2 separate regions of the Homo sapiens genome follow, and region 1 is linked to region 2. A link is an interaction called in ENCODE POLR2A ChIA-PET data of the cell type or tissue named here. Cell type or tissue: GM12878. All regions are shown on one strand. Each heading gives the region's core, and the rest is flanking DNA. Links, peaks and the distances in the headings are about the cores only. Region 1 overlaps PIK3R5 (phosphoinositide-3-kinase regulatory subunit 5). Region 2 overlaps PIK3R6 (phosphoinositide-3-kinase regulatory subunit 6).

What was found. Peaks named below come from ENCODE experiments on the same cell type or tissue, not always from the same donor. Only the 100,000 strongest peaks of a DNase experiment are listed, where the experiment ranks them.
Region 1: POLR2A ChIA-PET joins it to region 2 with 5 read pairs; 4 of 35 experiments call an interaction of 5 or more read pairs at or near these places.

Annotation. Positions count from the first base shown.
Region 1 is chr17:8,961,191-8,964,102 of GRCh38, forward strand. All of the region lies in intron 1 of PIK3R5 (phosphoinositide-3-kinase regulatory subunit 5), which reads right to left. Among named protein-coding and RNA genes, the nearest start is that of PIK3R5, 3.1 kb to the right of the region's middle. In GM12878, for the core only: no CTCF peak of the experiment used is centred there; no DNase peak of the experiment used is centred there; H3K4me3 peaks cover 2,345 bases; H3K27ac peaks cover 2,209 bases.
Region 2 is chr17:8,805,635-8,808,546 of GRCh38, forward strand. All of the region lies in intron 18 of PIK3R6 (phosphoinositide-3-kinase regulatory subunit 6), which reads right to left. Among named protein-coding and RNA genes, the nearest start is that of MFSD6L, 7.7 kb to the left of the region's middle. RefSeq lists enhancers at 1,217-1,356, 1,367-1,466, 1,477-1,756 and a silencer at 1,603-1,803. In GM12878, for the core only: no CTCF peak of the experiment used is centred there; DNase peaks (open chromatin) are centred at 864 and 1,567; H3K27ac peaks cover 2,497 bases.

The DNA.
Region 1 (2,912 bases), core at 302-2,801, 160 kb after region 2:
GCAATCTGGGGAGAAGCAACAGCACACGCAAAGGTGCAGAGGTCTCCTCAGGCTACAGGAGAGGAAGAAGGAGGGGTGGACCTGGGATGGGTGGTGGGTGTGGACCGTCTCTGGAAAGTCATGCAGCTCTGCAGCGTTTTCAGCTGAAAAGTGACTCACGCAGGCCGGGCGCGGTTGCTCACACCTGTAATCCCAGCACTTTGGGAGGCCAAGGCGGGCAGAACACCTGCGGTCTGGAGTTCGAGACCAGCCTGGCCAACTTGGCGAAACCCCATCTCTACTAAAAATACAAAAATTAGCCAGGCGTGGAAGCGGGCGCCTGTAACTCCAGCTACTCGGGAGGCTGAGACAGGAGAATTGCTTGAACCCAGGAGGCGGAGGTTGCAGTGAGCCGAGATCACGGCACTGCATTCCGTCCCGTGTGACAAGAGCGAAACTCTGTCTAAAAAATAATAATTTAAAAAAAAATGAAAATAAAAGTGACTCACGCAGATGTGTAATCTTACATCACCATGGCAGCAGGAGAGAAGCTCCATGGAAGCAGGAGTCTCCTGTGGATGCCGAACTCTAGGGCCCAAAGTCTAGCAAGCCACTTGATAGACTCAGAAGACTCAAGAAGGACCCAGGATCTTCTCTGTGCCATGAAAGTCATCCATTTCTTCCCATTCATCAGCCCCCAACCCCCTTTTGGGTGTAACTTGCTGTAGCTGTGACTCACTTATCTGGAAGTCACTTAACCGATAACCTCAACTATCCAGAACCTAGCTGCTATCCTACAAGCAAGCAACCAAACAAAAGCACCTCGTGGCCACAATTCATGCCCCCAAATTGTGTTGTATGGGGCATGCGCTTGACACCCACAGGAACACCTAGGCCACCACTTAGGCTTGGTCAATTCTGGTTAAGAGCAGACGCCAGAGTCAGCCCAGCTCTGGCACCACCTAAATGTGTGGCCTTGGCCCTCGGTTTTCTCATATGTGAAATGGGGGCAATAATTGTAGCTACCTCAGAGTGTGACTGTGAAGATTAAAGGACATGACATACTCAGCACAGTGCCCAACACCATGAAGTCATAGCCAAAGGAGAAAAGGACAGGGAGAAAGATGAAAGAGAACGAAGCATGAATGTACAAAAAGACACAGGGTACAAAAGAGAATGGCAGGCCAGAACCATTTGATGAAAATTTCAAGAAATTATTCAATCATATCCAACATGCTACATTTATAAATGCAAGCAACATACTTTACAAAGATTTCTTTTAAAACATAATACAATGAAAAGTTCTGATACTTAGAAGGTAGAGCTACTGGAAAAATTAATGTATGAAAGCTATGAGAACAACATAATTCTGTGTGGACCTGTGTATCGCTAACACATCCCCCAAATCTATAAAAAGTGCACTGTATTTAATAGAATCTAAGATGCCATCAATTGTAAGATGCACCGTTATTTTGTGTGGCAATAAGGAAGAAATATTGTTGCCTATTATAATTGGAAGATGCCATAAACAGTAAAATGCACCTTGATTTCAGTGAAATTCATACAATTAGCACATTCAGTGCTAAAATGTGAAAATATGTACATCTTCAAATTGATGAAATATTTTACTATGTAATATATGTTTGCTACGGGAGGGTATCATCTTCCCTTTGGGCAGAAGTCAGATGTACTCTTTCCTTTCTCTCCTCCCACCCCATCTATATCTGAGGCTCAAAAATCAAATTAAACACCTCTCCCTTGACTTGTTAAGGATCACTCTATCTTCTTCTTCCAGGAGCTTTCTCTGTTTTTTAAATTTTATTTTTTGTTTTTGTAAAGACAGGGTCTCACTCTGTTGCCCAGGCTGGAATGCAGTGACACGATCATAGCTCACTGCAGCCTCGAACTCCTGGCCTCAAAGCCTTGGCTTCCCAAAGTGCTGGGATTATAGGCATGAACCACTATGCCTGGCCAGCTTTCTTTCTTAACACATTGGTTCAGGCTTTTAGCTCACCAGCTGAGGCCAAACAGGCATTCTGGTTCTCAGAGGTCCCACAGGGCCACGCAGCTCAGTCCCTTGGGATGAGCATCTTTGAAGAAAGGCCAAGTCAGCACAGCTTGAGTGCTCAGTGGAACCCAAGCTGGGGCTTCCAAACTCTAGGCTACCCAGGCAAAAAGGATCCTGGCTCTCCTCCTCTCCCACTCCTCAGCCAGCAGGCCCCTGATGGATGGCTAACACAGGGGTATGGAGCAGCCTGCACCCCTGCCTTCTCATCCTCATGCCAACATCAACCCCAAATGCTCTTGTCACCCAGTGCCACCAGTTAGCATCCAACCTATTCTTCTTCTTCTTCTTCTTTTTTTTTTTTTGTTTGTCTGTTTGCTTGAGATAGGGTCTCTCTGTGTCTGCCAGGCTATAGCGCAGTGAAGCGATCATAGCTCACTGCAGCCTCGAACTCCTGGGGTCAAGCAATCCTCCCACTTAAGCTTCTCGAGTAGCTGGGCAACCTGTTATTCTTGAGGGCAATAATCAACAGTGAATGGGAGGGAGGAAAGGCAAGCAGGGAGGCAGAGACTGTCTGCTTCTACTGCAGCCTGAGGAGGGAAGATAATGAATCATCCCTCTCGTAAGCTAGAGATGAAAGGAGGGAGGTTCTTAAAACCCTAATGAGGCTCAGCACACAAAGACCCCAAGCCTTCCTGCCCTCACAGTCCTGGTTTGTGAGGCTTCAAAAAGCAGGGGAGGGAGCCCTGAAGCAAGAAAGTAGCTTGACCATCCAAAACTGTCTTCTTTGTCTTCCACGGGTCCACAGGCAAAGACCCACACCACCACAGCCACAACGAGGAAACACGGAAGCCAGCGTTCTACAAACATCCACGGAGCATCTCCCACGTGCAGCCGTTCTCATCATACATGCCTCACTTAATTTTCC
Region 2 (2,912 bases), core at 281-2,780:
GCCGGGCGCGGTGGCTCATGCCTATAATCGTAGCACTTTGGGAGGCCAAGGTGGGCAGATCCCCTGAGGTCAGGAGTTCGAGATCAGCCTGGCCAACATGGTGAAACCCCATCTCTACCAAAAATACAAAAAAATTAGCCAGGCGTAGTGGCGGGCATCTGTAGTCCCAGCTACCTGAGAGGCTGAGGCAGGAGGATCGCTTGAACCCAGGAGGCAGAGATTGCAGTGAGCTGAGATTGCACCACTGCACTCCAGCCCGGGCAACAGAATGAGACTCTGTCTCAAAAAAAAAAAAGAAAAAGAGCCTGTGGCACCTTTAGTGCTCTGTGCTCTGGAGCTGTCAGGCACAGTGGGAAGGTTGTGGTCAGGGGGGCAGGCAGTGGAACCTAGTAGGCACTGACTGGACAGCTAATGGAATGATTGTTGATACTGGAATGTCACTTGTGACCCTCCAAAAATACCTGGAGAGACTGCAGGGGGCTGAAGTCCTGCATGAGCTGGGGGAGGGTGGGCGAAAGCCAGGTACGTTCTATTTGCCATAATGAATGGAATTGCACCTGAACTGATTGCACCTGGTGAGAGAGATGCATGGTTTCCATAGGTTAGGTGACTGGGGATCGAATGTGACCCACTGAAGCCTGCACAGTGGTAGCCATGGGGCCAGCTCTCTGACTCTCAACTTGGTGTTCCTTCTTTAGCATCAGGCTGCTCTAGGTGTCTCTGGCAGGATTTGGGCCTCCACGCCCTGCCCATGGACCTAGCCCCACCTTCTAGGTAATCACACACAGTCTCTGGGCCTCCTCCCACCTGCCTGCGGTGTGGGCAGATGCCTTTCATTTCCCTTTGTGGTCTGCACACCTAGACACACTCTACCTGCTTGGCTTTGGCCCATAAGGAGCACAAGAGTCTTAGATTTTAGTCTATAAATGAAGCCATGGGAGCCAGTGGAAAGGGCCAGATGCAGAATTTGCAAAGGATCCCACTCTCTGTAAGACTAAGGAATGGGCAAAGTGCTGCTAATTGTCTCCTGTTCTCTGTTGGTGGCCTAACAACATACCCCAAAGCCCCAGTTCTTCTGTTTCTGCTTTATTTCCCACTTCTGTTCTATTTCAAACTTCCAATCCAGCTAAGGTCATATCTGACCCTTAAACTTACTGAGCTAGCCACAGGCCCTTGCCCCCATGCCATTCTTCAAGCTGTCTCTGCCTTCTTACTCCAGCTCACCATGAGCTTCCCCTCAGTGGTTATCATCCAGTCCATGTGGACAAAACATGTATGTGGACCTGCCTGGTTCTGAGAGGAAAGCACAGCTACTGGAATTTTCCCCTAGCAAGTCCCTGTAGGGATAAAAGGGAACTTGCTGAAGTGATAAGTTTAGACTTTCAAAAAGCCCCTGACCAGGTTGTTTAAAGAGGTCATTAAAAACAGAAACCACTTTAAGGAACTTTGAAAGAGGAAATGCAACAGAAGGGTAAATAGGTCCACTTTGGAGCCTAAAACTTCAATATGGGGTTGCCCTATACGAAGACAGATTTCAGCTCAAGGCAGACCTCTCAGCCAATCAGAACTCTCCTACAGTGGATAGGCTGCCTCAGAAAGCGTCAGCTTCCAGTTCCGGCTTGAGATCTAGGATGAGGTGGAAGGTGGATTAGATGACTCAACAAACATCCGGTGAGGCCCTGCTGCAGGCCAGACACCACACCAGCTAAGATGAGGATCCTGAGTCTAGGGAGTTTGCAGGCCATTGACATACAAAGATCATGCCATTTATAGTGTCACAAATGTTTCCATAGCTGTGTCCCCAGGGTCCTATGGGAGCACAGAGGTGGTACACTTAGCTCACCTAGGTGAGGGGAGGAGGGTGGAGGATGTGGAAGGAAGGGGGAAAAGCATTAGGAAAGGCCTCCTGAGGGAGATGACACCTGAGTCTCAACTTGTAGGATGAGTAGAAATTATAAAAAGAAGGTGGGCAGGTGGAAGGGAGGAATGAGGTTTCAGGTCAGGCAACTAGCGTGAGCAAAGGCACAGGGATGTGACTTCAGGAACACTTCCCAACACATGGTGGGAAGAGCCTCCAGGGAGTGCCCAAAGCTGCAGATGGAGAAGAAGGGGAGTGAAGCTATGCAACACTGAAGAGTTTTTCTGCCCCTGGAGAATGGGAGAAGATGGAGGAGTTTTAAGTACGGAATAACATGGGCAGGAAGGTGGACTTAAGGAGGATCAGAGTATTGCCGGGGAGACCAGCTGGAAGGAGATAGATGAAGGTCAGACTTGGGGTGACCAACTTGCTTGATTTGCCTGGGACTTTCCTGGTGTTAGCACTTAAAGTCCCAAGTCCAAGAAACCCCTTTAGTCCCAGGCAAACAGGGACAGTTGGCCAACCAAGCTGGACCAGAATAGAGAGGACAAAGAAGGGAGAGATTTGAGAAGTGTTCCATCGGGACAAAGGAAAGTGAGGAAGAGGAGGCACCAGGGATGACTCCTGGGTTTCCGGCAGAGGTGATTGGTTAATGATGGTACCATTAAACGAGACAGGAGATATAAGAAGGAGATGAAATAAAAATGACTGCTAACACATACATAATGTTTACTTTAGCCAAGCACTCTTCTAAGAGCTTCGCATGCCACAATCAATCCTCATAACTGGATGAGGTAGGTAATGTTATTATAGCTGTCCCTCCATATCTGCATATGTGGAACCTGCACATACAAAAGGCCAACAGTAAGAGACTTTAGCATCCATGGATTTTTGTATCCTTGGGGGTCCCGGAAATAATCCCCATGGATACTGAGGAATGACTGCCTCCCCTTTTTATAAAATGATACTGAGTCACAGAGATATTAACTTGCTTAACATCATATAACTGGTAAATGGCAGAGGCAAGATCTGAATCCAGACAATCTGGCTCTAG